Linked DNA regions of Homo sapiens: all the other regions are linked to region 2. The links are chromatin loops, found by intact Hi-C in ENCODE. Cell type or tissue: GM12878. All regions are shown on one strand. Each heading gives the region's core, and the rest is flanking DNA. Links, peaks and the distances in the headings are about the cores only.

What was found. A loop is a pair of places that touch in the nucleus more often than their neighbours do. Peaks named below come from ENCODE experiments on the same cell type or tissue, not always from the same donor. Only the 100,000 strongest peaks of a DNase experiment are listed, where the experiment ranks them.
Region 1: a loop joins it to region 2, with 5 times the contacts of the local background. A loop is called at or near these places in 1 of 110 quality-filtered maps.
Region 3: a loop joins it to region 2, with 3.0 times the contacts of the local background. A loop is called at or near these places in 1 of 110 quality-filtered maps.

Annotation. Positions count from the first base shown.
Region 1 is chr3:179,956,507-179,967,059 of GRCh38, forward strand. The region is part of intron 2 of PEX5L (peroxisomal biogenesis factor 5 like); the gene reads right to left. LOC124909463 (a long non-coding RNA gene) reads left to right here and starts at 232. Exons shown (of 2, transcript XR_007096182.1): 1 at 232-354. RefSeq lists a silencer at 5,408-5,457. In GM12878, for the core only: no CTCF peak of the experiment used is centred there; DNase peaks (open chromatin) are centred at 4,915, 5,065 and 5,345; H3K4me3 peaks cover 364 bases; H3K27ac peaks cover 1,949 bases.
Region 2 is chr3:180,323,835-180,334,387 of GRCh38, forward strand. It overlaps the pseudogene RALBP1P1. Among named protein-coding and RNA genes, the nearest start is that of LINC02053, 85 kb to the right of the region's middle. RefSeq lists an enhancer at 5,432-5,491. In GM12878, for the core only: a CTCF peak has its summit at 5,507; DNase peaks (open chromatin) are centred at 5,517 and 6,790; H3K27ac peaks cover 1,587 bases.
Region 3 is chr3:180,273,854-180,284,406 of GRCh38, forward strand. No RefSeq gene overlaps it. Among named protein-coding and RNA genes, the nearest start is that of LINC02053, 140 kb to the right of the region's middle. In GM12878, for the core only: no CTCF peak of the experiment used is centred there; a DNase peak (open chromatin) is centred at 4,908; H3K27ac peaks cover 861 bases.

The DNA.
Region 1 (10,553 bases), core at 3,042-8,041, 370 kb before region 2:
GGCATAAGAATACCCTAGTGGATATATATATCTGTGTCCTCAATGAATGAGGTACCAAAGTAAATTATCTCCTAAGTTTCATGTGGCTGTAAAAATATTTAGTTAGTTTCTTTTCTCAGCTAACTTAAAAATTCATGCAAACTGAATTTATGCAAATCCGTGTTTGTGGTTTGGCTGTGGTCAGCCTCAGGAAACAGAAATGCTGTATAACTGCCACATAGAATATAGTTTAAACCTGAGGTTTTACGGAGCGACGCAACATGCACGGTGCCATCTCCAGTGATGCTTAACGGTGCATCCGGGATATGAAAAGATGACACTGCAAATTCCCACAAACATCATGCAGAATTCACGGTAAGTCAGTACGTATATGTCTAATCATAGTAATGTACATGATTTTTTTTTGCAATCCCTTCTTTTCCTCTTTAATTTGATAACTTGCATCTTAAAAGATGAGTAAGGTTTGAATGGTCACTGCATGAGCCAGTGAAAATCCTGGAAAAAAATTGCCTAAGGATCACCTTGATTCAATATAAGGAAACCACTAAAATGACATTTATAAAACTATGTAGCAATGTGGAAAAATGAGCGTAACATAATGTTACATAAAGAAGCAGGTACAAAATTGAATGCACACCGACTGCGACTATAAAAAAATTAAAATTATCTTGCAATTATGCAAAAGTGAGAGTATGCAAAATGAAGAGTTCTCAGGACCATGGGTGATACTTTCTCTCTTGTCCAAAATTTCTGGAGAAAGGTTTCATATATACATCATAAGCATAATGTAGCTGGGGAGAAGGGCCCCAAGGGTGATTGCCAGTAGTCTAGCATTAACAGGTAAGGCTCAGGGAGGAAGGCTGGGGCGCTGCTTTTGGGAGGATCACAGAAGGAATCACAAGGAGCTGGGAGGGGCAGAGTCATGTCAGGTGAAAGTCTAAAGGGGTGGCTAAATATCAGCTCTCAGACCACTTCTGTAGATGGGCATGCAGTGACACTGGACATGTGCCAACAACTTGGGATAAACTAGCTCTACTAAACAGATCAGCAGGAACTTCAGCCTGAGAAGAAAGGTCAGCTCCTGTAGGGCAGCTGGTGGAGTGACATTTTCAGAGCACAGAAATATACTCCCATAACAGAAAGCTGCTCAACAAATACTGAAGTGACAGGCTTTCTGGTTTTGTGCCAGGTGTAGAATTTTTCAAATGTGGTGGGTACAGAGGTAATTCTAATGCAAAGTAAGGATTTAATTTATCATACGTAGCACCTCAGACACAAGCACTTGAAACATATGTAGCAACCTCAATGCAATACATGGTTGTTATTGGTTATATTACAGGGCCATCTGGTCACCTGGTCCTGGCCATTCAGTATTGTGTACTGCCCCAGTGGCCTCAGAATGGGCACGTATTTAAGGATTAGGCATCTGCTCTTTTTTGCAGCTTTGCTTTTGATTATGCATGTTTATGGCTATGTAGCCACACATTCTCCTTTTCTCTATTTCTTCTCTCTCTCCCTCTCACACACATACACACACACATGCACACATATATACATACACACTCTCAAGAATACTTTTTTTTGGGAAGGAAAAAATATATTTTCCAGTTTCCCCATCTTAATGTATTTATGCTCTTCTTTATCATATATGGCATATCTTTCCTTTAAAAATAGGAAGGCTTTTTCAGATTTTACCATCTTATGTTATTTCCTAACAGTCAAAATTGCAAGAAATTTCCTTAATAAGTGAGGGAGGTATGATGAAAGGAAGTTTTTAAACGTGAACTCACTTGACCCAGCACTGCCATGTACTGCCGCACAGGCTGTGTAGAGAGCATAGCCTTCTGGGGTTGTGCAACACAGCAGCCCTGTGTAAAATTCCCTTTGCCCCATTGTGTATTGTAAAATGGGTATGATAGTAACCTACATGGTGAAGTTGTTGGGAGGATTAAATGAGTAATATACAAAAAGTCTTTGGAACAGAGTGTAGCACATACTAAATGCTGTGTAAGTGTGTCTTGTTATCATTAGTCTTTTAATAAACGTGGTGTAAGACCAGAAGAGCTTAAGACAAATATCGGGTTAACAAGTTTCACCTCTTGGTCTCCCTCATTTATGCTTTCTTTTTGTTACAATTTGTTTTACAGGACTGATTACTGAGTAGGTTCGCTTTAATGACGAGGCAGGAAAGGAATATTTGCAAGGTTAGGGACATTCAGATAAAGGATTTAAGATACTTAACTTGTCTTTATTCTTTTTTGTAGGCCTAGAAAATCAAAATAAAAAATTAATGTCTTTATCAAAGTATAAATGATCCTTTCCTGACACCAAAAATTGGAATAACATAAACCAATGCTTCCTAGGAGCCACAGTGTGTACAGGATTCTTCTGCAGGGCTTGTTAAAACAGATTCCTGAGGCTGAGGCAGGAGAATGGCGTGAACCCTAGAGGCGGAGCTTACAGTGAGCCGAGATCGCGCTGCTGCATTCCAGCCTGGACGACAGAGCGAGACTCCATCTCAAAAAACAAAACAAAACAAACAAAAACAAAACCGAAAAAAAAAAAATAAAAAAAACCAGATTCCTGGGCCCCACCTCCAGAGTCTGAAGCTCAGAGTATAAATTTCTAGCAAGCGCCAGGTGATGCTGATGCTGTGGTCCATGAACCAACCACTCTTTGAGTAGACAGGTTCTAAAAAACATCTTTGGTAATTGTTCCCAAAGCCCACGTCTCCTCCTGGGAACACGTGGAGCACTGGAAAACCTTGTAACTTTTTCTGGACTATGATTAGGGAAGGAGGAAATAACGCACATCTTAGTTCTTAGAGTTCTGAGGCTCCCAAATGCTCCTGGGAGCCCTTGGTTCCAACTACTGCAGCACGGGCACTGTAACTGTCTGTTGACTGTAAGTCCAACCATACCGGCTTCTTAAAGGCCGTGACTATGGTTATGTTATCTCTGTGTTCCAGCACCTAGCAAACACCTACCAAAAAATTAGGCTGTAAATAAGTTTGTGTAAAATAAGTAAAATAGATTAAATCATTTCCATCAAAATAATGTATTTTTTCTTTTTTTTGAGATGGGAAATAATGTATTTTTTTCAAAAGCAGCATTCTATCTTCCTCCTGAAGTTATTTCATAATAAAGAAAATGAAAAATTATATTTTTTCATATAGCTTCTCTCAGGATCAGTATCAAAAAAATATGATTCCCTATTTAGTTCTCTCACCCCGAACACTGAGGCTAAATGTCACCAGCATTCCCTGACCTGGCTCTGCTGTTTCTCCACTGTTCCTTCTCACTCACCACATGGGAAGAACCACTGTGGCAGCAGAGCAGAATAAGGACAAATTATTTTTTAGAACTATAGCAGGTATTACTGTACTCAGTGTAACTATGTGTTTTCCTCCAAAACTATGCCTAGAATATATATAGCAAAATTGTTTACATAATAAATTTCTCCAAGTAATAGAGTCTCAGATTTTTCTGTTTCTCCATTTTCTGCCTCTTCTTTTCAAGAGCAGGCTTTATGTTTTGCTTATTTTTTTTCTCATTTCTCCCTTATATTTGTAAAGCTGAAGAAGTCTGTCCATCTACAGAACCTAGGGGGACTTGCTCTTTCCCTCTTTGTTCTCTTACCATTTGGATTCTCCAAGGGGCCAGCCTTGGTCAGAACTATGAGGAGGTCTCCTTCCTTGCAATCTATATCCTCTACTTCTAGCAGATATGCCAAAATATTTGTGATATATGTTATATTCTTACACATAGGCAGAAGGAAGAGCAAGAGCAAAGTGTGAAGGGAGGAAGAACATCAAACACTCGATGCTTCAAGGTGTTCAGTATGAATGGGGCATGAAGTTGAGGGGGCATTAGATAAGCACAATGAGGTAGTTAGGGGCTGGATGACAATGGACAGCCTGCAAGCCCAGTGGAGGAGTTTGCATTTTATTTGGGAGACAGTGGGAAACATTAGTTCTCACTATGTATTGGGTGCTCACCAGTAAGCTAAGCAGTGTTGGGGTCCATGGGGTATTGCTACTGTTGTTCATAAAAGTCCTGATCCAAGGGTATGATTTTAACTCAAGTTCCTTGGAGTCTGGATGCAAAATTAAAATGGCTCATTCATCTAGACAAAAACAAGTTGCTTCCTTTTTTAAAAAATGCAAAGTTTACAAGGTTTTACATTTTTAGCTTAAAAATTTAACAATATCTAACCTGTTTATGAGCTCAATATGTTTTATCTTGTAGTAAATGATTTGATTAATGAAATCCATCAACTTATGCAACATAGCTCATTTTTTTCAGGGACTACTCCAATAGTTCATAAAATTTCATGTGTCAATTTTGGGGACACATTTAAAGTTTAAAGAGAGAAGCTGAGAATGCAGGGAAGTGATAACTGAACAACCCTTGACTGGAAGAAAACAACTTCTATGCTTAGTGTTTTTCTACAACAAAATTAGTTAATTATTCACAAATTATACAAATGAGATAATTTTGTTAGAAAACAAAGTGATGAATGAATGTTTTTTCTATTCAGAACATCCAGCACAAAGCCTGGATGGTACATTCTCTCACCATTTCCATTTCTTTAATAAGTTACTTATTCATATATTTCAAGAATGAGATCATTTGGCCAAAAAATACGATGAGGAATAAATAACAATTGTATTGAATGATCACTTGTGTATGTGTATGTGTGTGTGTGTGTGTGTGTGTGTGTGTTTCCTAGATCACAAGACAGGAAGGAAGTGGTACCCATTTCAACTGGGGGTAAACCATGTGAAAAATTAAACCAAAAATGGAAATGACAGAATTCTAGAGTTGTTTTGGAGAAAAGGAAGAAAGCAATGGAGCATAAAAAAAAAAACAGGTTTGCAAGAACTGCATTTCTGTCAAACCTTATATATGCAGTGTCAGAATAAGAGACACGTTCCAGAGGCAGGGATCAGAGAGTGGTGCTGAGCAGAGAAGAAAAGACATGCACTGTAAAGTCTGGATGGAGAGAAGTAAAAGCGCAACCACAGAATGACAAGGTCGGGGCAATGGCAGAGCGTGGGCATCTCAGTCCAAAGTCGAAGAGAAAAAGGGAACTTTACTCTGTAAACTCTCCCTGTTGTTTAAATATGAAAATAAGAAAAATATTTTGTATGGTCTTCCTGATCCTTTGTCATTTTTATTATAAGTGATAAAATTGAATTTATAACATAAATCATTGAGGGACAAATATTTCCACTCACAACTGGTTTTCAAAGCCCTTCTGACAATAGACGCTGATTCAATCAGTAATCACCGAGTTCACCTGCATGGTTCATTAGACAAAAGCACTGGCAGCTGACTTCAAAACGGATGGGCCTGAAAGCTGAACTGTCGATACGGTTCACAATCACCATGGCCAGTTGAGGGGGAGATGATAAACTGAACCAGGTGGAGAGGCCCTGAGAGATGAGCTGTAGAAAAACCATCTGTGTCAACAGGGAGGAAACACTTTGTTAATCCCAGAGTAGTTTAGGAGATTTCAAAGTTTACTTTAAAAATCTTTAATATCTATACCCTGATGGATACTGGGAAGATGTCACAAAGTTTGTGAGAACCATTTTATGAAGAGTTAGGAGGTATCTAATATAAACATCTTTTTATAAAAATCTATCAGACAAATAGACTTTTAGCTGTGCACTTGAAATACACACTTTTCTCAAATGACTATTCTGGTTTGATTACTATGCTTATCTTACCAACATGGGACATTTGGAAGAAAGGAGAGGAAGTATCATAATTTAGAAAGGCAGTTACAGGAGTGGCTGAATGAACTCAAGACTAGAGGCTGCAGATCCCAAGTTCAAATATTGCCTGTGATGTGAAGTAACCTGGTGAACCCAGTCAAGTTACCTTTTTACTCCAAGACTTGCTTAACTTATTTTGATTATAACAAGTAATATGATTAAGCTTCTTAGAACAATATCTTTTCATCAAAGTTTATCTATACACCTAAGTTGTTCCTTAAGTGCTATCACCATAATCATACACACTCCTTCCCCTATTAAGGTGACTAGAAATGGGTTCCATGGGATGGAATTTTTAATTTTTTAATCCACTGGATTAGATTATCTTCTGAAATTCCTTCCAGATCTAATATTTACAGTTCTTATTTTGATCAGATGAACCTACTTAAAAATCAACAGCAAAAATAAATAAGTACGGCAACACTCCTTCCACAATAAAAGGCTGAATAGGTTTCTTTTCAATTTCTCTACCAAATGGCTGAGTCTAATTTTAAGTACTACTGTCTCTGACTGTTACTTTCATATATAACATCATTTTTACACTCAACCTGTCAGCTCATGTCATTTCAATTATGCATTTGTTTTCTCACTGACTAAACATTGTGCCAGCACTTCTCCCTATTAGATTAAAAAGAAAGAAAACATGGGCTATTTGAAAATGACTTAACAGCAATACATTTTTCCAGCTTGAAAGTCTAGTATTTTTCTTTTATGCTGCATGTAATGAACATAGGCTGAATATTAATATCTTAAAGTAAAGATACCTGATAGCATTTCAGATATTTGTTGAACTTGAGATGGTGACTCATGATGTCTCTCTTGGTGATTACAGTTTTTAACTGAGCCCTGTGAGTTAGTTGCATTACTGCTTGGAAAACTGGGGAAGATGGACTGGTAGAGGAGAGCTAGGTGTGTGCTTGTTACTCAACAATGCTAGAACCTTGTTTACTCACAGAGATGGCTAGGCTGGCAAGAGCAGAAGACAGTAAACACAGTCCTGCATAGGTAGAAACATCAGCAATGCCTCCTGCTCATAAATAACTGCCCTACTCATTTTATCAAATGGGGATTTTTTACATTTTAAATTGGCCAGTTTTCTTTGGAAGTACTTCAATTTCCCAAGGAACATAAGGCCAGCGTCAATGATAACTTAATGTCCATTAATTTAATCAGATCAACAACTAGGTTAGGTTAATTTTCAATGGGGAAAGTGTAAAATGGGAGAGAAACAGAGGAGAGCACATAGGACTCTTCCTGGATCTTAGAGACTCATGAATATAGCAAGTCATAAACTGGACCCCATGGGTTGTATACACAGACTATTTTGTCTGATTATATACTGTTTAAAATTTTAAAAAAGATTATAAACATGTAAAAAAGCAGAGATTAATGCCTTTTTTGAAAAATTCCTATGTGTGGTGACACTGAGCCCATTTCCAACAAGGTGGCAATCCGCTGAAGCTGATACGTGCTGCCACCTCTACTGGGGCCAGCTCCCACCAAGTAGCCACTGACTCCCTCACTCCCTATGTTTCTTATGCACAGTCTACTAACCTCATTTCTGGACCTGGATGATTGGAAAAGGCATTTGCATCCATGACCCCAGACTAGACTTTATTGTTTAAAATAATTATAATTCAATGTCCCCAAATTCCAAGGACATCTTTTTTTTTTAACTCTTAATTTAGGTTCAGGGGTACATGTACAGGTTTGTTATATGGGTAAATTGCATGTCACGGGGATATGCTGTGCAGATTATTTCATTATCCATTAATTCATTATTTCATTATTCCTGTGAATAAACTTAATAATCAGGTAATAAACATATTACCTGATAGGCAGTTTTTTGGTCCTCACCCTTCTCCCACCCTCCACCTTCAAGCAGGCCCTGGCGTCTGTTGTTCCCATCTTAATGTCCATATGTAATTGATGTTTAGCTCCCACTTGTAAATGAGAACACGTGGTATTTCCTTTTCTGTTTCCTGGTTAGTTTGCTTAGGAAAATAACCTCCAGTTCCATCCACGTTGCTGCAAAGGACATGATCTTGTAAAAACCCGGGAAGATAACCTAGGAAATACTATTCTGGACATAGGATTGGGCAAAGAATTCATGACGAAGATGCCAAAAGCGATTGCAACAAAAACAAAAGTTGACAAATGGGACCTAATTAAACTAAAGAGCTTCTGCACAGCAAAAGAAACTGTCAACAGATTAAGCAGACAAGCCATAGAATGCAAGAAGATGCTTGCAAACTATGCATCTCACGAAGGTCTAATACCCAGAATCTTTAAGGCACTTAAACAAATTCACAAGCAAAAACCAAACTACTCCATTAAAAAGTGGGAAAAGGACATGAATAGACACTTTTTAAAAGAAGACATACACACAGTCAACAAGCATATGAAAAAATGCTCAACATCACTAATCACTAGAGAAATGCATACCCAAACCACAATGAGATAACAAGGGGATCTTACAGCTATTTAGTCTAACTATCTACCAACTACCACCATGCTTTCACCTCAGTACCTGCCATTTATAAAGCACTTACCGCACGCTACGTACTTTGCTAGGCATTTATATACAAGAACTTATTTCTTTCTCCCAAAAACTTTATGAAGTAGATATTTTCCTCATTTTATAGCAGAGCAGCCTGTGGCTCACAGAGCTGGTTAATTTTCCCAAACAGTTATGACATGGCCATAGCCTGTTTTCACTCAGATTTGTGACTGTAAAGACCTTGCTCTTAACCACTGTGTAAGAGTGATACACACACATTCTGTGTTATATTCACAATGCTAACCACATGGCATGGCAGAAGAGCTGGCACCGCTGAAAATGTGCTAGACTAGAGTATCTGACACTGTTCCACAGAAGGCATGCCGAATGTCTAATAGTAAACCAGTGGAAATAACCAAAGTGAAAATGTCATGATACCACAACCATCTCCAACTCACCATTCAGGAGGCACGAGTTACAGAGGAAAAAGTCCCAAAACAAAGGAGTGGTGGCCCTGGATTCTAGACTTGGGACTGACCAAAGGAGGCCAAGCTGGACACATGGCTCTACAAGGGAGCATCCTCATTTGAGCCTCACAGCAGGCATCTGAGCAGATGCTATTATTGCATTGTACAGATGAAAAAATGTAAACTCAGAGAACTTAAACTGCTTACTCCAAAGTCTTCTGCTTAGTAAGCGGCAGGGCCAGACTAGGAACCAGGGCAATGGATTCTTTCCTCAGCTATCTTACCTGCCTCTGTGCCGCTCTATGACACGTGACTCTCTGTATTTTCTGGCTTTATACCACCAGACTTTAACAATCGGTCGTAAGATTCTAAAATGAAGGATATTAGATTTGCCCTTTGTGTTTTTCCTAGAGTCCAGTGATGCTTAGGAGAATCAGTACATTAAATTGAAATGCATGAAGCTAAACAAACCAAAAAATAAACTCAGCATCGTGAGTTTACAAGGAAAATACAAAGTAAGATAATTTGCATTACTGTTATTTTGCCCTCCAAATTATCAGTAACTCAGAATTATTTTTATATTACTTGATACAAATAGAGAATATTTAGGAATAAAACACAGGGTGATTATGCTTTCACTCTAGTAACTTTTCTATTTAACCTAATGGAAGAAATTTCCCCCTTCTGTGTACAATATTTATTGATGATAAATAGTTTGCAGACAAGATGGGATTGATTGGACTGCAACAGTGAATCTTTGTTTACTCCAATGCTGATTTCAGATAGATAGCAAATTTGAATAGTCTCTCTCATTCCAAATAAATCTGGCTTCTTTTCATTCAATTATTTTTCATCGATCAATCTTTCCTGAGGAAAACACTAATGAGCCTATGTCTGCTGTGAGTGTAATTAAGGCAACTACAACTGCATAATGTGCTGTGTCCTTCGAATGTCTCAGAGTTTCATGCTTCAGAATCTGCAGGCTGAGCAGGTGGTCTCCTTTCTGCAACTCTAGAGGAGGTTTCTGTTCTTCTGACCAAATACAGAGTTCTAAGAAGGTACCCAGGGACAGTGTTACACCTAATACCAAGAGACAGGGTATCATACTTTGTAAGTGTCCTCAGGGGTAAATGGGATCTGAATTACATTTAAATTAAGTCACCACATTGATATGACCAAGAAAGCATTGGCCAGATGGGGCTGGTGACCACAACAACGACAAGGCAGGAACACATATTACCCTCATCCTTTTTACTATTTGTGAGTCTGAGACCAAAGTTAGTTGCTTAGATGTTGGTAGGACTATCTATTAGCACCAGATAAGCTGGGTATCTTCTCCGTTAATCTGTTTTTCTTGTTCTTCCATTTTAATTTCATGTTGGCCTATATTTTCCTCTTGAGGATCCATTTTCACAACAACCACTAGGACAGAATTGCAATCCAACTTGAATGCTTATGAGCTATTGGAGACACAAGGGTGAGGTTATAATTTATCTCTTCTTTTTCTTTAGAAAAAGATCACAGAAGTTCTAGTGTCCGTTGCTTTCTGCTCAGGCTTCCTTTACAAGGTGAAAATGAGACTCTCAAAAAGGCTGTAAGCTAAGATGAGTATGTGTTGTCTCTTCCCAGGGCCCCTTCTCATGCCTGGTAGACGTTCTCCTTGAGGAGGTTGTGAGAGGAAAGGCAAGCGGTCTTCATAACTACTTTTAGCTCTAGTTTTATTTACATTTGCTTTAAGGGGCATTTATCTCCTGACAAAGCCATAGGGCTCAAGAGGGAAGTAAACAGTTAAGGAGTGTTTGTA
Region 2 (10,553 bases), core at 2,617-7,616:
GCAGCCTATGACCGGAAGGAGTCTACCAACTTGGAAGAATATGAGCTTAACACTGTAGCCAGTTTGCTGAAGCAGTATTTGTGAGACCTTCCAGAGAATTTGGTTACCAAAGAGCTTATGCCGAGATTTGAAGAAGCTTGTGGGAGGACCACGGAGACTGAGAAAGTGCAGGAATTCCAGCGTTTACTCAAAGAACTGCCAGAATGTAACTATCTTCTGATTTCTTGGCTCATTGTGCACATGGACCATGTCATTGCAAATGAACTGGAAACAAAAATGAATAAACAGAACATTTCTATAGTGCTCAACCCAACTGTGCAGATCAGCAATTGAGTCCTGTATGTGTTTTTCACACATGCGCAAGAACTCTTTGGAAATGTTGTACTAAAGCAAGCGACGAAACCTCTGCGATGGTCTAACATGGCCACGATGCCCACGCTGCCAGAGACCCAGGCAGGTATCAAGGAGGAGATCAGGAGACAGGGTTTTCTTTTGAATTGTTTACATCGATATCTGCAGTGTGGGATAAAGGATTTATCTAAAGAAGAAAGATTATGGAAAGTCCAAAGAATTTTGACAGCCCTCAAAAGAAAACTGAGAGACGCTTAAAGACAGGAGTGTGAAACCAAGATTACACAAAAGATAGCCAGTCTTTTAAAAGAGGATGTTTCCAAAGAAGAGATGAATGAAAATGAAGAAGTTATAAATATTCTCCTTGCTTGGGAGAATGAGATCCTGACTGAATAGGAGGAGCTCCTGACCATGGAGCAGTTTCTATGCCGGCAGACTTCCTCAGAAAAAGAAGAGATGGGATGCCTCAGAGCCGAGATTGCTGAAATTCAGAGTCACCAGCAGCACGGCCGAAGTGAGACTGAGGAGTACTCCTCCGAGAGCGAGAGTGAGGATGAGGAGGAGCTGCAGATTATTCTGGAATATTTACAGAGACAGAACGAAGAGCTGGAAATAAAGAGCAATCATTTGAATCAAGCAGTTCAAGAGGAGCGCGAGGTCATCATCGAGCTGCGCGTACAGTTCCGGCTGCTCCAGATGGAGGGAACCAAGGCTGAGCAGCAGGTGCAGGAGGACCAGGAGCCTGAGTGGCGCGGTGGTGCCGTCCAGTCGCCCAGAGACTGTGTCCTCAGGCCAAAAGAAGCTAAAGAGCAGCCAAAGGCAGGCAAAGAGCCGGTGAAGCCATCACCCAGCAGGGACAGGAAGGAGACGTCCATCTGAGCAGCCCGCGCGGCCGTCTGGAGTCCGCGAGACTGAAAGGACCTGTGCATCTTACTGTAACCAGGGGGCCAGGCCGGCTTTCTTGCTGTACATTCTGTAAAGGTGTCTTCTCTTCTCAGACTCTTCCTCTGTCACCCGTCTGACTCCTTTGCGTCAGGCTCAGGTTCCATTAAGAGAACGAAGCAGTGGATGCATTGTGGGCTTTAGGGACAGATGAGTTTTCCAGATAGTGTCACCTTATTTAAAGATTAATTTTCTTTGTTAACTTAAAATAACTATTTTAACCCTCGAGTGGCTTCTTTTTAAACCATAAATCGTCTTGCTTTGCTTTTTTATCACAGCAGAATCAGGATCTCTTTCTCATTCAAGGGGGGAACCACACCAGGTCAGCGCTGCACCTGCTGTGGCCGCTGTGAGCTGCACCCTCTGGGATCTCTGGTACCTTCACACTTGCTTGTGCCTTCCACACCTTCTTGGTGCAGATCCCTGTGGGGGAGCTGCCTCATGTTCTCTGGCCAGAGTGGCGCCTGGTGTGTGTTCCCTGGCCCACCCTCCTAACTCTCTCCTTCTGCAGTTCTAAACCACAGTTGATAAGCCCTAGTCACCAGGATGGCCTAGTCTGGCCACAGACAGAGGCTGCCTGTGGAGCCTGTCCACCCACCCCGGGCAGTGCAGGCCGGCAGGGAGGAGGCCGCCTCTTCCCACCAGTTCCTCACCGCGGGGACCAGCAAAGGCCTTCTCACTGGGTTGGCAGAGGTAGTCACCTTGGCCTGGTGCATCCACAGAGGATGTTGCTCAAACTAGAAATCTTTTAAACAACTGGCCTTCCTTAAAAACAGAATGACTCCGATTGCTTGCTTGGGCTAGAATGTACACGTGTCCTTGCCTGAATAAGCCATATATATGCTTTTAAACAAAAGTATGAAATTACCCATATTGTCTCAGTGAATCTGCTGGTGGACTCCCAATTGACAAGACTGAGCAATAAAAAAAATTTTCTTTCGTTTGAGTGATAGCTGTGACTCACCCCACCCCACTTTCTTGTTTCTGGTCCATCTGATGAGATGGATGCTTTGAGGCTTCTGAGAAGCCAGACCCTGGAGGCAACATGCTGCAGTCACACCCTGTTGAGTGAAGAGCACTGCAAGACAGGCCAGGCTCATGGCTTGGAAGACAAACCCCACACGCACTTAAGAGGACGAAAACAAACCCCATAGGAAGGCCCTCTCCTCCTCCTCTTAGGTAGTATTTATTTTCAGCACCTGTTTGATGTAGTTTTTAAACCTCTACCTATTGTACTGTTGTGACTCACTGGCCATTGTTTGATTTTTTTACGAAAAAAATCTTTGTTATAGAAATCAGCATACCATTTTTTTTTAAATCTGGAGAGAAGATATTCTGGTGACTGAAAGTATGGTCAGGTGTCAGATATAAATGTGCAAATGCCTTCTTGCTGCCCTGTCAGTCTCAGTACATTCACTTTATAGCTGCTGGCAATATTGAAGGTTCCTTTTTTGTTTGTATAAACTCTAATTTCTATCAAGGTGTCATGGATTTTTAAAATTAGTATTTCATTACAAATGTCTCAGCATTGGTTAACTAATTTTTGGCAGGACCATTATTGATCAAGCAAATAAATTCAACAGCCACTTGGGAAAAAGAAAAAGAAAAAAAAAAACAGATATTCATCACAAATCTCATTGTTAGCATAAACTCTCTGGCGTGGTTCAAGGTCTCCTGTATATAAAGACACTCTTATCAGACAAGATAGTCCAAAGCCTCAGAGTTTATCTTCCAGGAACCAGTTGAGGGACAGTGTTTTCTTTAAAATGTGAAGGGTTGGAGTACCACAAGCCTGCTGACTTAACCCCTTTAATGCCTCCATTGTGTCATGATATTTAACTGTCCAACCATATTTTATGATCCTTGGGTATCAGTGTAGAGCATGGCTGACACTGATTTTTTATTTTTATTTTTAGTTATTATGCAATATATATTTGAGTTAATTTTTATTTTTAGTTATTTTTAGTTATGCAATATATGAGTTATTTGCATTATTATGTGTCTTCTATTCATCATACGTCATATACTAAATACATTGTTCAACTTTTGTTATAGTTTTTCTCTGCAGAGTAACATAAAGAATATCAATTCTTGGCCAAATTCTCATCTGTGTTACAGTGACATATTTTCATAGATATTTCATCTAAGATTGTGCAGCTAGAGCTATAGAGTGACATTTTTGAAGAGAAAGTGGGGATATGAAATATGTACAATGCCCATTTGCACTGTGAAACTAGAAAAAATAAATTTGAAACCTCAGCTGTTTCTGAGGCCTGATGAGTCCCCCAACTATTTTGAATAAATTAACTTATTAGGTTGAATGTTGCATCTGTTTTGTGTCAAGTGGAAATGTGTAAAACAAAAAACTCACTCCCATTTTAAGCAGCCAATTAATATTTTTAAAGTAAGAAGAAACCCAGAATGAGCAGTTTTGTAGATATAAATATACAATACACCTTGACTATCAAACCAGTATCAAAGCTGAAGAGCGTCTGGAGTGAAGAGCAGACTAGTGTCATGATACAAGCATGGGACTCAGTGTCAGGACTCCTGCTATGGCAGGGACGATGTTGTGTGTTCACATCTGTAGGAAGAAGACCACATTTTCCCTGCTGTCCTGATAGTTAAGAATTTTTTTTTTTTTGAGATGGAGTCTCACTCTGTCGTCCAGGCTGGAGTGCAATGGTGCAGTCTCGGCTCACAGCAACCTCCATCTCCCAGGTTCAAGCAATTCTCATGCCTCAGCCTCCCAAAGTAGCTGGGATTACAGGTGTGTGCCACCATGCCCACTAATTTTTGTAGAGACAGGGTTTCACCATGTTGGCCAGGCTGATCTTGAACTCCTGACCTCAGGTGATCCACCCACCTCAGCCTCCCAAAGTGCTGGGATTACAGGTGTGAGCCACTGTGCCCACCCAAGATCATTTGGTTAATTCTTTCCAGTAGAAGCTAATGCATCACTTCCATCTGAGGCAGTTTAAAGCAGGTGGAGAATAAATACCCATGTTCCATAGGGTAGGACTGCCTGACCCCTACTAGACTTCATAAAGAAACAAACAAACCTTTGTTGTATTAAAGCCACCGAGATGTCAGGCTGTTTGTTACTGCAGCCTGGCTTATCCTAGCCTGGCTGTTGTACCTGGGTCATACCTCCAACTCTCCTGTTAGCGGTATAACCAAAGGCACGATACTTTGGCTCTTTAGCTTTTAGTTTACTGAAATTAAAAATGCAGTTTAGGCTAGTTCTCTGTACATTTCCTCTTAACTATAAACGCTCATGCAGTTGGTTAAAAGCAGGAGCCCTGTAGGTTTTTTTCCAGGATATGTCGCTTATTGTCTGTGATGTTAACCTCAATTTTCCTTATCTATAAAGTAAGGATATTAATACCCGATACAGAGCATCATTTTTAAAATTACACACAAATTACATTTTCCTGGCATATTAAAAGAGTTCTAAAAGCGAAAAATAATTATATCCATGATAATAAGTATGCTGTTAAAAAAAGTTCACAGATGAACCATAAATTTTGTTTTCTAAACATCCTTGACTCAACAATGGCATTGCTAATTGAAGTAAGTGCCTATTTACATCTCTCATTCTTAAACTTTTTCCTAACAAAGAAAAGGTAAAAAAGTTGGCCCTTACATTATGGTCCTGCAGTCTTGTTTGTGACAACAAAACATAATAAAACATAGTTCACCATAGTTCATGAAACTCTCAGAGCATGAAGCAAAAAGCAAAGAGTGCTCTGCGAAGGTGTTCCATAGTGTCAGCACTGACTTTGATGATAAGGAAAGAAAGAAAAAAAAAAAGTGTTATATTTCCCCAGAGTGCTACTCCCAACTGTGAGACAAAGTCATTTTGAATTTCCTTGAATCTGTATCTAAAAGTGCCTGTTTTCTATCTGAAGAGGATGCTTATTGTATCTTTGAGGCAAACAGATAAATATTTACATAAAAATTGTGTATTACAACTACTTTCAAAAACATTTGAATGATGAATAGACAGTGTGCAAGGTGATCTGTGGTCTACTGGGCATTGTTGCCAGCCCCTCTCCACACTGCCTCTACATCACAGTAAAAAGTCAGAAAAGTCAGAACTGTGTTTCCCAGAATCCTGAACCATCTGAGTAAAATTCTGATGAAGAGAAGCACTACGGCTTATTTGGAAGGTGAAAGGGAAGAAGCCAGTAGTCTCTAGTGGCAGCATGAGCAGATGCAGGAAGCTAGCAGAGGCCTCTGGACAAACTTCTGAGAATCATTCACTATGAGACCCCAGTGGACATACTTATTCATATCTATTTTTCAAACTGAAACTTGACGAATATAGGTGGTATTAGTAATATAGGGAAGTACCTAAGATTTTCCTAGTACTATTTACAACAGTAGATTAGGAATAAAAAAATTAAAACCTATTAAAAGATCAGCAAATTTTTTAATCGTTCTCTTAAAATGTATTTCAAATTGTACTCAAGAACTTTTATTACAATTTAATTCTCTTTCAATGATATATGACATTCTTTATCTTTCTTTCTCTTTAAGCCTAGTGTTATTTTTGTACTATTATAAAATCTCATAAAATGAAACTGGAAATAATGAATACCCACCAACAGGAAATTTAAATTATCTTTTACAATTGTATTTGACCTGTCTTTACAGATTCTTAAAGGTCCTTTAGTAGAGATGGGATATCATAGAGACTAATTTTTCGAGTATTTTCCCAAGGTCCCTTAGATCTTCGAATTAAATCAAGAAACATGTATTGAGCACCTATATTATCTGTGTACTCTAGAAACTTAAAATGCAGTTGGCAAGACAAATACAATCAAAGAAATGTAGGAAACAATAACATAGATTTAACTAATACTTTAAGGCAACAGTAGACGAAGTGTTGCAAAGTAATGGATGATTCATTGCTCACATTATTTACCAAAAGACTCAGAGAAGCTGTATAATCCTCCCATGAACACTTCCCCAGCCTTAATATCATCAGCTCTAAATATCTGATGGCCTATTTTTAAAAATTCTGTTCAGTATTTTGGCACAGGATACCAAAGCCCATCATGCTGGAAGATGCAAAGGCTTATAGCATAATTGTTAGTTAATGACATAATCAATTTTTTCTTGCCCAGCTTTCCTCCCTTTCCGCACCTTTTTCATTAAGGTGAACTGCAGGATCTCCAGTTCTTATTTAGTTGTTAATTACAGGCAAAGAAAGGACAGGAAGGAAACCTCAGTTATAAACATAGAAGGAAATTAATTTGATTACATTAGTTTGAGTGTCTTATAGTTCATGAGAAACCATGACTGAGGAGCCATTCTAAAAATTATCTTCAGCTGGTGTGAGATGTTACTAGGAAAGGTCTCCAGGCTTGACAATGAGCTATATATCAATGACAAATTAAGTCAAGATTGTTCAAGACCCAGAAACCACCTACCTGTTAATATCCTCTTTTGTGGTTAATTCCTCTTTTACCTTTCATGCTTCTATTTTGGACTTTGGTGGTGAGCCTTGACTTTATGGACAAAACTTCACCCATTAGTGGACTGCGGACACCACTCTCATTACATCATAGTCTGAGAGAAAGGGTCAAATTAAAAGAGGAGGAAAATAAAGAAGGCTGCAAAATCTGCTCTGGTTACACCAACTCACTTGACCTCCCTTTTTCCATATACTCAAGGCATTTTTTATCTATTATCTATCATATATCTATTTATCTCTTTTAAACCTTAATGATAGGAAGTATGCTTATAATTGAGTATAGGACAAGCATGTAAGTCCCTTGAGATCTCCCCAGTTCTGTATTCCTTCCACTTGCTAGTTCTATTCTTAATTTCCAAAATTAATCCAAATTTCAGGAAGGAGGGAATTTAACTCAATGCCAACCCTCTGGGGCTTGCTATCTGGGAAGTAAATAGTTAAAATAGAAGATTTTCAAGTCATTCTCTCCCATCTACAGGACACCTCCAGGGGGAAAAGGACAAAAGCTGACCTGGTCAAATAGCCATGTAAATAAGCTAAGGATAATACCTCATAGCAGACAAAATAATGAGTATTTGCTAACAGCAGTCCTCATCTATAGCAGGATATACCTGCTATAAGACTATTTACGGTAAGCATACCTGGAATCTATGGATTTACAGACATGGGATCCCGGAAAATGTCATATAAAGTATGTAACTGAGTATAAAGTAGAGATGTTTCATGATCCAAACAGCTGTTCCTCCATAAATTTCTTAATTGCATAACTCATTAGAGATCTTATATATTAATCTGGGCCCTGAGCCCATCCTGATGCAGCAAGAAAAGAACCTTGTAAGGTTCACTGACTATTCCAGATTTCTCCTGCTTCACTATGACTCATGATAATTTGTATCCCTGAAATCATGAATAAAGCTTGTTCCTAGGCAAAATCTCAGATTCATGTGGGTCTTTATAACCCAATTCTTTGTATTATGTCACCACCCAATCATACTTATCACTTTTTTAACTGCAGTCTTGGTCCCTCCTTGAAGAAAAATCTTCTACTTAATTCTCAGGATTTAGTCCCTTCTCTATATTCCAGTTCTGCTAACTAGCTCTCCTGTTCTCTGTTGGCTGAAACTCTTAATGAACATGTTGAGGATCTCAGACTGTGTAGGACTAAGGCCTGCATTTTTCATGCCCATCTCTACCAGGGACCTGAGTCTTGTCTTGAGGCCTAGTACAATGACTGTTGACTTTTGTGTCTGTGGAAAGATCTGACTGGCTTGAATTACAGGCTTGGCTCTAAACATAGCATCCATTCCCAGAGTTTGTAGGCTCTGCCCTCTCTTTTGTATCCCAAGTTTTACCCACATCGAATCCCTTATACATTGCATTCTCCAGAGGACTTTGGAGAACTGTGGTGCCACGTTCTGGTGTCTCCTCAACAGCTGTGGATGGCCTTCTCTCTACCTCACTGCTAAGAGTAATTTTAGGTTTGTCCTTTCTTATTCTGCCTCTGCCATGCCCTAATATGGGACACAGACTGTATCTAATCATTAATTAATATCTCACCTCATTCATAAAACACAATACTCAATAATTGTCTGTGCACAGACAGCAGATAAAGAATCCATATAATGACTATAAATTACTTACTTATACTCTGTGTGCATCAGGCACAGTGTAAGAACATTGTTGTACACAATTTTAAATCTTCAACAAATATATTGAAAATGCACCATCATTTTAGTAACGAAGAAAATGAGACTTACAAACATAGTTTTATTCAACTGCATATTGAGAATTCAACAGAAACAAGCAATGATCTGATTTAGGGCATAAAGAAAGATGCTGCAGTGCTCCTGGAGTCCAGCAGCAATAGAGAAAAGAAAAGCATGTGACAGAAATCATGTCATATCAATTTTTTTCCTACTTCATCTAAATTCATTGTGAAGAGCTTCTCACCATTGTTCAAACTGCTTTGTTTTCTCTTCACTTTTTTGTAAGACATAACGAAAAAAATTAATTTAATCATTGGCTACGTGGTTTTCATTTGGAAGGTACAAATTAGACGTCACATAGCTCAAGACCCACCTTAAGAAAATTATTTACATTTATTTACCCTGTAGTCCTTTCAGTAATGGGTTTGCACTTCTACGCATAACCTAATTCATAGGCTACTCAAGTGAGAAGTTTTATTTTTACACTTAGCCACTGAAGAGAGAGCAAACTTGACAGAACTATCTTTAAAAATGAAAATGAAAATGTACTGATCATTAGTCAAACAAAAACATGACCTTTTAAGCAGACAAATGTAGAAATACATCTACCCAAATCCTTCTGGGGCCTTCAGCAACCTCAGAAGATTACTTATGTCCCTAGACAACATATTTTTGCACCAGATCTTAATCCTCTGAATGATCTCTGTCTGTATTTCAGTGCCCAGGAAATACACAGTAGGTGCTTATTAAATGTTTCTTAAAAAATACTTTTCAACTAAATTTAAAACATATCTTTTGCCTGCAGAAGAGGAAAGGAAAAGGGTGGAACAGTCAGAGCAGCAATAAAGGTAAGAAATGAACTCTTATAATTTCTCTTTTATTCTGAGTTCCTGTATCAACTATTAGGAACAATTCATTTATTCAACAAACATTTTTTAATATCTGCTTATGTGTTCAGAGGGCAATAAGAGGTGACAGGACAGACACTGATCTCTGTCCTTTTGAAACTACTGTGTACTGGGGGAAACAGCAAACTATGATGAAGATTGAGAAGGAAAAGTTCTTTTAATTGTGATGTTAGGGTGCCGATTTTAGATCTTTCCCACTTTCTGATGTGGGTTATAAATTTAAGGCTATAAATTTCCCTCTAAACACTGCTTTAGCTGTGTCCCACAGATTCTGGCACGTTGTGTCTTTGTTCTCATTGGTTTCAAAGAACTTATGTATTTCTGCCTTAATTTCAAGGATTATATATCACTCTACTACAAAGACACATGCACACACGTTTATTGCAGCACTGTTTACAATAGCAAAGACTTGGAACCAACCCAAATGCCTATCAATGATATACTGGATAAAGAAAATGTGGCACATATACACCATGGAATACTATGCAGCTATAAAAAATGAGTTCATGTCCTTTGCAAGGACATGGATGAAGCTAGAAACCATCATTCTCAGCAAACTAACACAGGAACAGAAAACCAAACACCGCATGTTCTCACTCATAAGTGGGAGTTGAAAAATGAGAACATACAGACACAGGAAGGGGAACATCACACGCCAGGGCCTGCTGCAGAGTGGGAAGGTAAGGGGAGGGATAGCACTAGGATAAATACCTAATGCATGCGGGGCTTAGAACCTAGATGATGGGTTGATGGGTGCAGCAAACCACCAAGGCACATGTATACCTATGTAACAAACCTGCATGTTCTGCACATGTATCCAAGAACTTAAAGTATAATAAAAAAACAGAAAATAAAAAATAATTATAAAATTTAAAAAAAGAAAAGGAAAAGTTCTGTATAGGAAAAGCAATGGGTGCTATGAGACCATCTAACAGATGGACCTAACCTAACATGGAGAGTTTGGGAAGTCAGCATTAGGATGTGACATTTAAGCTGAAAACAGTTAGATTTATCCAGACTTCAAAATTTGGTAGTGAGCCTGAATGAGGATTCAACAAACAAAATGCAATTAATCTGAGTAACTTTCATGAATAGTAGTTTCACTATTTATTCTTAATCTAAAGAAAATGAAAATTGACACAACTATTGAACTCTTAATAAATT
Region 3 (10,553 bases), core at 2,489-7,488, 50 kb before region 2:
TGACGAGTCTTTTATCACTCATTTTTATGAACACAGTGGGCTATTTCAATTTGGAAACACTGTGCTCCAGTTCTGGAAACAGTTTTTAAATTATTTCTGTGTTATTTTCCTTCTTTCCATTTTCTCTGTTCCCTGCTGCTAGATTTTATGGACTGTTCCCACTAATTTTCCTATGGTTTTCTTGCTCGGTTTTCTATAGCCCTGCCTTCTTGCTTCACTTTCTGTAAGCTTTCCTCAAATTTGTCTCCCAAATTTTCTAATAAATTTTTTGCTTCTGCTATCTTGTTTTAATATCTAAGATGTATAACATGTATAACAGCTCTTCTTTTTCTCCTCTGAAAGTACTTCTTTAAATCATTGTTTTCCCCCCCAAAGGTTTATTATCTTCTCATAGCACATGCATATACCTTATATATTCATATTCACATTAATCAGAAAATTTTGATTGTTTAAAAAAGTTTCATCCAACTTACTTCTTTTTTTTGAGGCTGAGTTTCACTCTTGTTGCCCAGGCTGGAGTGCGTTGGTGTGATTTCGGCTCACTGCAACCTCCACATCCCGGGTTCAAGAGATTCTCCCGCCTAAGCCTCCCAAGTAGCTGGGATTACAAGTGTGCACCACCATACCTGGCTAATTTTTGTATTTTTAGTAGAGATGGGGTTTCACCACATTGGCCAGGTTGGTCTTGAACTCCTAACTTCAGGTGATCCACCCGCCTCAGCCTCCAAATGTGCTGGGATTACAGGCGTGAGCCACCATGGCTGGCCCAACTTACTGTTTCATGTTCACTTGTATTTTACCTGTGTATTGTCTGGTGGCCACAGGCTATTTGCATTAGAATGTTAACTGGAAGCTTTGAGCAAGTAGGTGGAGCTTATTGACTGGGTGTCTGTGTAGTGAAATGGCTGGGCTTCTTCACTGAGGAATCTGTGATGTCAGCATCTCTTGATTTTTTTTTCTCTTCGGCTAGGCTGATTTGTGAGATATAAGTGTTCCCGCCCCCTGCCTGAAGGAGAAGATTCTGGCTACCACCATTTTGGAAGCAGGGAAAGAAGGAGTGAGCACACAGTATAAACATGGAACTGAATTTCCCTGCTTTTGACATGTACTCATGCCCTTATATGCACTGCTGTCTCCCATTTGCAGGAGCCTCTGTTTCTCCCTACCCCCCAAATCTCCAGTATCCTACTGGGTGAGGGCAGGCAGGGAGGCCTGGGCGAAGGGAGTGGGGAGCAAGTCCCTTCACATGTGAAGCAGAATTCCAGATCTGGCACTTGATCTGCTGCTTTAACAACAGAAACCATTTCTCCAGTTTTTTGTTCTTTTCCTCTAGTACTTGCCCTCATTCTAAATGTTATTTTCCTTTTCCAAGACAACCTGCCTTGTTTATCTGATCCAAAGTATAACTGCAAACTCAGATTCTCACAGCTAGAAAGACAAATTAAAAGGTCATCTATTTCCAAATCAGAATTTTTCAGATGAAAAAAGTGCAGGCTAAGACAGTTTCCTTGTCCTGGGGTAATAAAATTAGTCATATGCAATGATGTAAGATATAAAAAAACAGTTTCAGATTTTAACTTGATACCTTTTCCGTTGTAAGACTCTCCTGTTTCTCTGTGTTTTGTTCATCATAAATTTCTAGGTCATTACCTACTTTGCCAAATTAGATTGCTTTCAGAAATACCTCTTAAGTCGTAGGTGATTTCTGTGGCACCAGTGGATTTCATAGGTTAATTTGACCTATGAAATCCTATAAATCTCCATTTGATAACCCATTATCAAGCAAGTAACTCAATATTTTAAGTGAGAAAAGGAAAGGTCAGCTGAGACCATTCAAATTATATCTTCTTACACAAATTGTTTCTTTTGGGGGAAAACACAACAAAAGAAATTCCTACATTGCAGTGAATGATTTGGTTTTGTAAAATTGACAATATGCCTCATAACTCATGTTTCCTTTTGTGCTGGGCCTTCTAGGAAGCTCAGAACCAAACAGCAATCCCTAGCAAGGAACTTTCAGCTGTGTTTTTTGTAATAACATTACTTTCCAACTTCATGTTTTTTTCCTACCTTCATTCTCCTTTTCAATCCATTTCTTTAATCCATTGTATATCATTTTTATTGACATTGTTTCACAAACCATTTCAAAATTTTATTTGAATAAAGCATTGTATTAATCCATATTGCATTGCTATAAAGAAATTCCTGAGGCTGGGTAATTTATAAAGAAAGGAGGTTTATTTGGCTCACACTTCTGCAGTCTGTACCAAGGCATAATGCCAGCTTCTGCTTCTGGTGAGGGCCTCAGAAAGCTTACAATCATGGCAGAAGGGGAAAGGGGAGCAGGGCATATCACATGATGACAGAAGTAGAGAGAGAGAGATTCAGGCTCTTTTAAACAACCAGCTCTCAGGTGAACGAATAGATCAATGACTCACTCATTTCCATGCAAGGGGGCACTCATGAGGGATCTGTCCCCATGACCCGAATACTTTCTACAAGTCCCCACCTCCAACACTGGGAACACATTTCAACCTGAGATTTGGAGGGGACAAACATCCTATCAGGCATTATGTAAACAAAAAAGTAAAACAGTGTCATATGCTTTGTTCAATCACCTGTTGGTATAAATATATACCTTTTTTTTTTTTTTTTTTTTAAAAAAACTTGCTCCATTGCTGGGCACAGTGGCTCACGCCTGTAATCCTAGCACTTTGGAGGCCAGGGCAAGCAGATCACTTGAGCTCAGGAGTTCGAGGCCAGCCTTGCCAACATGGCGAAACTCTGTGTCTACTAAAAATACAAAAACTAGCCGGAAATCACTTGAACCCAGGAGGTGAAGGTTGCAGTGAGCCAAGATCGCACCTCTGCACTCCAGCCTGGGTGACAGAGTGAAACCCTGTTTAAAAAAAAAAAAAGAAACCTTGCTCCACTTTATTAATAAAAGTGACCAGCTTATTCTCATGCCTTACTCAGTGTCCATTGTAAAAAGCTCTCTATTATCCACTCTGAGGTTATGACACAACATGAATAATTTTAAGACCTAGAAATGTCCTTGGCTGTATAGATCTGCATTGTTCTTAAATCTCTTTCTAGTTCGATTTTATCTATAAAGTTTACTTTCTGTAGTTTTTGACAGATACTGATAATTCAAAATAGAATATATATGTGTATTGTTTCGTTGCCCTCAAATATTTCCATACATTTTTAAAGAATTCTCACAACAGTCTTGCCAGCTGTATAGTATTAGCTCTACTTCCTATGTGTGGAAACTGAATTCCATAGAGGTCATGTGACTTGAAGGCCACACAGTAATAAAATGACAATGCCAGGACTAGACAGCATGTCCCTTCATTCTCGGTCCAGGATGTTGCTATTGCAAACCACTGCAGCTTCTAAGCCTCTAAAAATCAATACCACATTCTCTTCAGAATGACACAGAGCCTCTTATAAAGCTGACTTCATCCTGTTCTGCCCCTTATTAACATTAAACATCAGTGGCTGAGAGAACGGAGAGAGACTCACATATTCAGCTATTACTAACAATGATTCTGCATTGTGTTAATAGTCACACTGGGAGAAGACCAACCACTTTGTCAAATTGTAAGGCCTGGACTTTTTTGGGAACTTCTCAGCCTTGCATATTTAAAACTTCCATAGGTACTTTCAGATTATAGAGACAGAAGCTTTTCAAAAAAATTCCTTTTACACATCCAAACATTAACTATTACAATGTAGTTTTGCACATGAATTCAAAGGACACAGTTCTTTTGAAATAAGGTAGGTTTAAAGTTAAATAAAAAATACAGAGTTGCAGGCTGAAAGGAGAAAACATAATATTAATAGTGTCTTTCCTTTGAATTAGAGCACTAAACTGAGATTTTGAAAATATCCTTTTATTCTTTTGAATGTTCTAAGTCCAGCGTCTCAAACATACATCTAATCGGAGCTCTCGCAGTTCTGCCCTACCTACCATATAAACCAGATATGTGCACTCCCCAGGTTTCCACAAATGGTTAATGGCTTCTTTATTCTTCTTTGGCTCAGGCCCAAAAACCTAGCAGTCATTCTTGACTGCCCTTTCCCTCGCATATTACAGCAAAATAAATCTTGAACTTCAGCCCTTCTGATAAACCCTACTGCTCCTCTCCAAATCCTACCCGTATCTTCCTCCAATTGTCACCTAATTGGCTTCCCCACATTTCCAATCTTTCTCAGTGGCCCCAGGTCAATTCTGTATGCAACAAGCAGAAGAGTCATATTAGCACATCATGCAGACCATGCCATTCTGCTCTTCTTCAATGGCTTGGCTGCATGGGCTCTGGCCCTGACCTACCTCGCCAGCTTTCTAGCATTCCCCTCTTGCACCGTTCCCCAGGCCATGGTGGTCTTCTTGTTCATCTTTGAAAAGTCTGTGCTTATTTCCACCTTAAGGCCTTTACATTTGTTAGTCCCTCTGCCAGGCACACACTTCCCCAAGGTCTTTGCAGAGTTGATTCCTTCAATTCATTCCTTCTCACTGTCACGTCTTCACAGACATGCTCCTGACTCTACCAGAAATATTCCTCCTTCACCTCTCCTCATCTTCTCTGTTTCCTCCTGCTTATTTTTCTTCATTGCACCTTCACTACCTCACTTCTATTGAATGTTCATTTACTTGTAATCTGTCTCCCCTAGTGAACTCCACTGAAGGCAGGGACTTCATTCACTGCTCCATCCCTAATGCTTACAGGAGTTCCTGAACAATATTTTCAAGTTATAAAGTAATACTTTGTAATTAGAAGTAAAATACATGCTTTTGATTAAGCATGAACCAAAACCCCAATTACAGACTAAGAACACTCTGCAAAGTGCAGCTTTAACAAGAGGAAAGAACAAGCTGTCAGGAGAACTGAGAAGTTAAATGAAGGAAGTGAAAGTTGAGCCGAGCTTGACCTGAAACAAGGCATTACAGAAGCTAAGGAGAAGAGGAGAAATAATGAGAGAAGGAAAGAAAGACTGAAATTAAAAATACAAAGTTCACTGAGGCCAGCTTCAGTGTCACATAGTACCAGAGAAGAACAAATTCTGTAACTAGCCTTGGAGAGAGGTTTGGCCCTGGGAACAGCGCTGCCAAGGTTATTACTCTGTAACAGAGCTTTGGGGACTATTTAATGATGATGGCAGGCACTATGCTGAAAGGTTGGCTGCAGGAGCACCTGAGATAGAAAGTGAACAGCAAAGTGCATGAGATAATGTAGCTTATATCTAGTAGTTGTACAAATGAAAGATTGAAATATTTATTGTTTAGACATTTTAAACAGAACAGGCACATGAGTCAGGGACCCAAACTGTTTTTAAAGATCAGGTTTACCAGAATCTAAAATGAGGTTAATTCTAGAATATTCACAAAAATAATTCAAAGACAGATGAACTGGCAAAGGGAGGAGGACAAGACAGGGGGTTCTCATGCATATGCCTACCGACTTGACCATCGCTGTGCAAATGGTGTTGTGAGAGGAAAATAAGAAATCTGAAAATAGAATCAGAAATATTGCTTACTCATCCCCCCAACACACACAAACACACAGACTCAAACAAACTGCATGACACAGATGAATATGTCTATATGGAACCAATCAAAGGTCTCTTGATATTCATTTGCTAGCCCAGTGAATTCAAAGCCAGAATCCCTGGGTTCTAGAACAGGTCAGATCACCAATTAATTGAGTGGCCTTATGTGTCATTTCACTCCTCTAACCCACTTTCACATGGGTAAAATGAAAGGGTTTAATTAGATCGTTCCTAAAGTCCATTCCAATTCTAATAATCCTTGTTTCATAACAAGTGGCATTGATTTGGGATAGGTAAAGTAAATTATAACTGTAACACAGATCCTAAAGATTGATCGATTCAGGGCCAGGTACAGTGGCTCACACCTGTAATCCCAGCACTTTGGGAGGCTAAGGTGGGCAGATTACTTGAGCCCAGGAGTTCAAGACCAGCCTGGGCAAAATGGTGAAACCCCATCTCTACAAAAAAAATACAAAAAATTTAGTCAGGCATGGTCATGTAGGCCTGTAGTTCTAGCTACTCACAAGGCTGAGGCAGGAGGATAGCTTGAGCCTGGGAAGTTGAGGTGCCAGTGAGCCAAGTTTGGGCCACTGCACTCAACCTGAGTGACAGTGCAAGACCTTGTCTCCAAAAAACAAAACAAACAAACAAAAAAGATCACCTGTTTATTCTACTTGTAGTTAATCAAATATCATTTATTCTTCACTCAACAAACATTTATTGAGTAACTACTTACGCTGAGTACCACTCTAGGAGTTTCAACAAGGATTAGAGAAAAGTCCCTGTCCTTAAAGAATTCAGTAATAATCTTGTGTCAAAGTTCAAGACCAGCTTGTGCAATATAGTAAGATATCATCTCTACAGAAAAATTGTTTTAAAAATTAGCTGGGTGTGGTGGTGTGTGCCTCTGGTGCCAGCTACTTGGGAGGCTGAAGTGGGAGGATCACATGAGCTTGGGAGGCTAAGGTTGCAGTGAGCAGTGATCGCACCACAATGCTCTGCCTGGGCAATGGAGCGAGGTACTGTCTCAAAACAAACAAAACAAACAAACAAAACTCTATCAGAGTTTTGACACTGTTGTTTTTAGAGGTTAATTTGTTTTCAGGGATTTGATAAGACTCATTTGGTCAACAGAAATAGGTTCATTCATTTGCTAAGGTTTATGTGTATGTATTTGTATCTGTGTTCTTATGGAGATCAGGCTGGAATTTTTTCTGCAAAGTTTGTAGACATATGTACATTATGTATACATAAATATACATCTCCATGTTTTTGCAAGTCACTGTAGTCTGTCAACTGTGCTAATAATGATAAACATAGTTCATAGCTTAGTCCCACTAGTTGACTCACAGGTCTTTAGCCTCTATTAGGTTCCACACTTGGCCTTGGACCAAGGGAGGCTATTGCTTGTGCATACAACTTCAAGAAGCCTCTGCGTCCACATTGAGGTGAGCCTGCTGGGTGGCTCACACTGACCACAGCCTTTTCCCAGCCTTAAACAGTGCATTAGCCTCTCTTAGGGGTCTTTAGTTCTGATTCTGATGCCCATTTATTGGAGAACGAGGTCATTTCTCATTCCTTTCTCCCTTTGAGGATGGTCTCCATCACTTAGAGCTTCTTTTAACAGTCCTCTCTAGAAATTTATCTTCTCATTCTACTGATTTGCCACCTATTCTTAGCATTCACTCACTCAATTTTGCCAAGACTTTATGATTCACTTTGAAGCTTTTATTATCAGAAAGATATCCAAACAAGACTACTTTGGTTATGGAATTTATGCCTCTTTTTTAAGGAATGGAGAAAGACACCAAAAAGGGCCTGTATTCTTTTTTTTTTTTTTTTTTTGAGATGGAGTCTCTCTCTGTTGCCCAGGGTGGAGTACAATGGTACAATCTCAGTTCACTGCAACCTCTGCCTCCTGGGTTCAAGCGAGTCCCCTGCCTCAGCCTCCCAAGTAGCTGAGATTACAGGTGTGTGCCACCACACTCAGCTGATTTTTGTATTTTTAGTAGAGACAGGGTTTCACCATGTTGGCCAGGCTGGTCTTGAACTCCTGACCTCAGGCGATTCACCTGCCTTCAGCCTCCCAAAGTCCCAAAGTGCTGGGATTACAGGTGTGAGCTACCGGCCTAGCAGGCCTGTATTCATTAACAACAACCTGCTAAAGCAAAAACTCACACTCATTTAGGATCTGGATGGTCATTTCTTCCTCCTGTGTGCTACCTAGTAACCCAGAAATGTATGTTTTATAGAGAAATCCAAAATCTAATTTTTAAAAATAATTATAATCTGTTTCACTTAAAAATACACAAAAACTAGATAACAGGTGAATTATCATTCCAGTATAAATTACATTTTTCTTATTATTTTGCGAGAGATGCTTAAAATAGCATTCTTTACTGGCAGACATGAAAATGTGCTGCTCAGATCTGCCTTCAAGAGAGGACTTGCTGTCCAGTTTCAGGGAATGTGGCCAACAGACAGCCTCTATCCATTGCCCGTTCAAGATCTGCATCAGCCACAGAGAGCTGAGGTGATATTATTCCTAGGGCTACCCATATTCAGTGACTGGATAAGGTAGAGGTATAAGAGGACGACCTTTTTAGCCCAAGGTGGAACACTCCGATGGGCTCAGAAATGAGGATTCAGGTCATGCTACCAGGTAAGCTGGGGAGAACAGCAGAAGTAGTAGCTGAGGGGACTCTGGAAAGTTGAGTAGAGGAAGGAGATGAGTTACCAGTCATTGCCCTGAGACCAGCTTTAGCTATGGCAGCTACAGCTTATACTACTACATTTGCTTTTCTAAGTGTCTCTAAATAAAAGAGGTCCACTAGAGTCCCAGAGGACCTAATACCCCAATATATGTAGAGAAGAAGATCCAGGGAGCTTAAGGGGTAGACTGTAATAGAAAATGTGCTACCCAGATCTTCCTTCAAGGAATAAGGATCTGCACAGCTGCAGGAAGCAGCTGATATCAATCAGCCTTCAATCACTGGCTTCTTCAGAGTTTTCCTTAACAGCAGAGAACCAGGGTCTCATTCTTCCTGGGTGGCTGGTATCCAATGACTGAGCAAGGTAGAGCAATATGGGGCTGGCCCTCTCAGCCAAGTGCTGGTCAGTGTTTGCTCTGGAGCTCCCATAGAGTGGACAGAAGCCTTGCCAACCTTGAATCATGGTCTGAACTCTCTTCTTGCCCAATCCTGTTCTTTCCCATTCTCTTCCTGTCATAGACATTTTGCTTGCCTATCTCCATCTCAGCATCTGCTTCCAGGGAACACAATTTGTGACACCCTTCTCTCTCACACATGACAATGCCTCTTACTTTGCCACTTCAACTCTTATCCTAGAGGACTAGGGAATGGGCAGAACACCTGGGCCAGCAGCCCAGGTGTCTGATAGTCAGTGTGAGGAGCTGGAAAAGGCAGGAATAAAATTATTTCAATGCTTTTTCACTTTTCATCTCAGTTCCCAGTCAGAGGTACCATCATTGATGGCATGGAAGATTTTGATGGTCTGATGTACGCCTTACTGTTTAAGGTAACAGGCAAATCTTTAATAACAAATCCAATTTTAGATGTTGTGAGGGTACTGGTTGGCTAATTAAATTTTACCGTAAATCCTTTAGTGAAGAAAATAATGGCCTTTTAATCTGTTTTACAAATATAGATTTTCATATCTCAGAATTAAATTATATTTAAAAAAACTAAAATAAAGTAGCTATTTTGATTAATGCTACCTAGAGACTTAGAAAGGGGACAGTAAGAAAGCTACTCTTACCATTATCCAAAAATATATATATATTTGAATATTTGCACTTCCACTTAACATTCTCTCCACATTGAAGATAACCATTCCTTCCTCTTTTCCAACCTTTAAACCATCCCCCATTCCCATCTCTATCTCTGGCTTCTACTCCTTTTAATCAAGCTTAGTCTTGTCCTCCTTAGACTGACACACAGAATTCTGGAGACTGACTTAGAGCGCTGGCTTTGCCCCAGGATCAGGGCAAGGAGGAGGGCAGCCAAGCTAGCTGGTTCAGCACTTCTGCAGCATAGCCGAGAACCACACAGATGGAGCAGAGCTTCTACCCCTCAGGCCTTTCCACTTGTTCACAAAACATTCCAAGTGAGGGCTGAGAAGTCTTATCTCCTCTCTTCGTGTTTACTCCTTCATCCATATATTGAGGACATTCATAGGCACAAGCTTCCTGTGAAGCTTAAATGAGATGGCAAATATGAGAGTCCAGCACATCAACCTGCTAAAAACAATGGCTATGTGTGTCCATATATATTTGTTCACTCATTTCTGCCCCTCTATCAGGAATGTATATAGGTATAATGAATGCTTTTATTTAAGCCCACATACCTGCTGCAACTAGCAGAGTAAAAGAGAGGGCATCCTTTCAGAGGCAGGATTTCCTGATGGACTAAAGCTGTTTTACCCTCACTGCTCTGCAGTAAAACTGTCCCCCACCCCTGGAGATTCCAAGCTCTCCATTATAATACTCCAAGGTGCCCCCAGTTCTACAGGGAGGGTAAAAAGTACTCAAGTAGCCCACACTAACTCTCTTTAAATAAAAACCACCACAAAAACAAAAACCTTCATAGCCTTTGAGAATTTCGATGGCACCTACTGTAATCAAATATACAAAATAAGAGGTTACCAGTTTGTAAAATCTCGTAATTACATATTTTTATTTGCCATTGATTATTTACTATATGCCAGGAACAGTGCACTTTACATGCATTCTTTCAATTCATCTGCCTTATAACTCTGTGAGGTAAAGGAGTGGATACTTAGAGAAGTTATGTAACTAGCATAAATGTAACTGGTCAGCAGTAGACTTACTGTAAAGTTAATGGAGCTTAGGCTCTAGTTCCTTCACTTGCAGGAGTCCCTTCTAAGGCCCTGCAAGAAGCCCTAGCATCATGTTCACATGGTAGTATGTTTGAACTAAATTTGCAAAAGCTAGGTATTTTAACAGAAATCAGTGAAGGCTG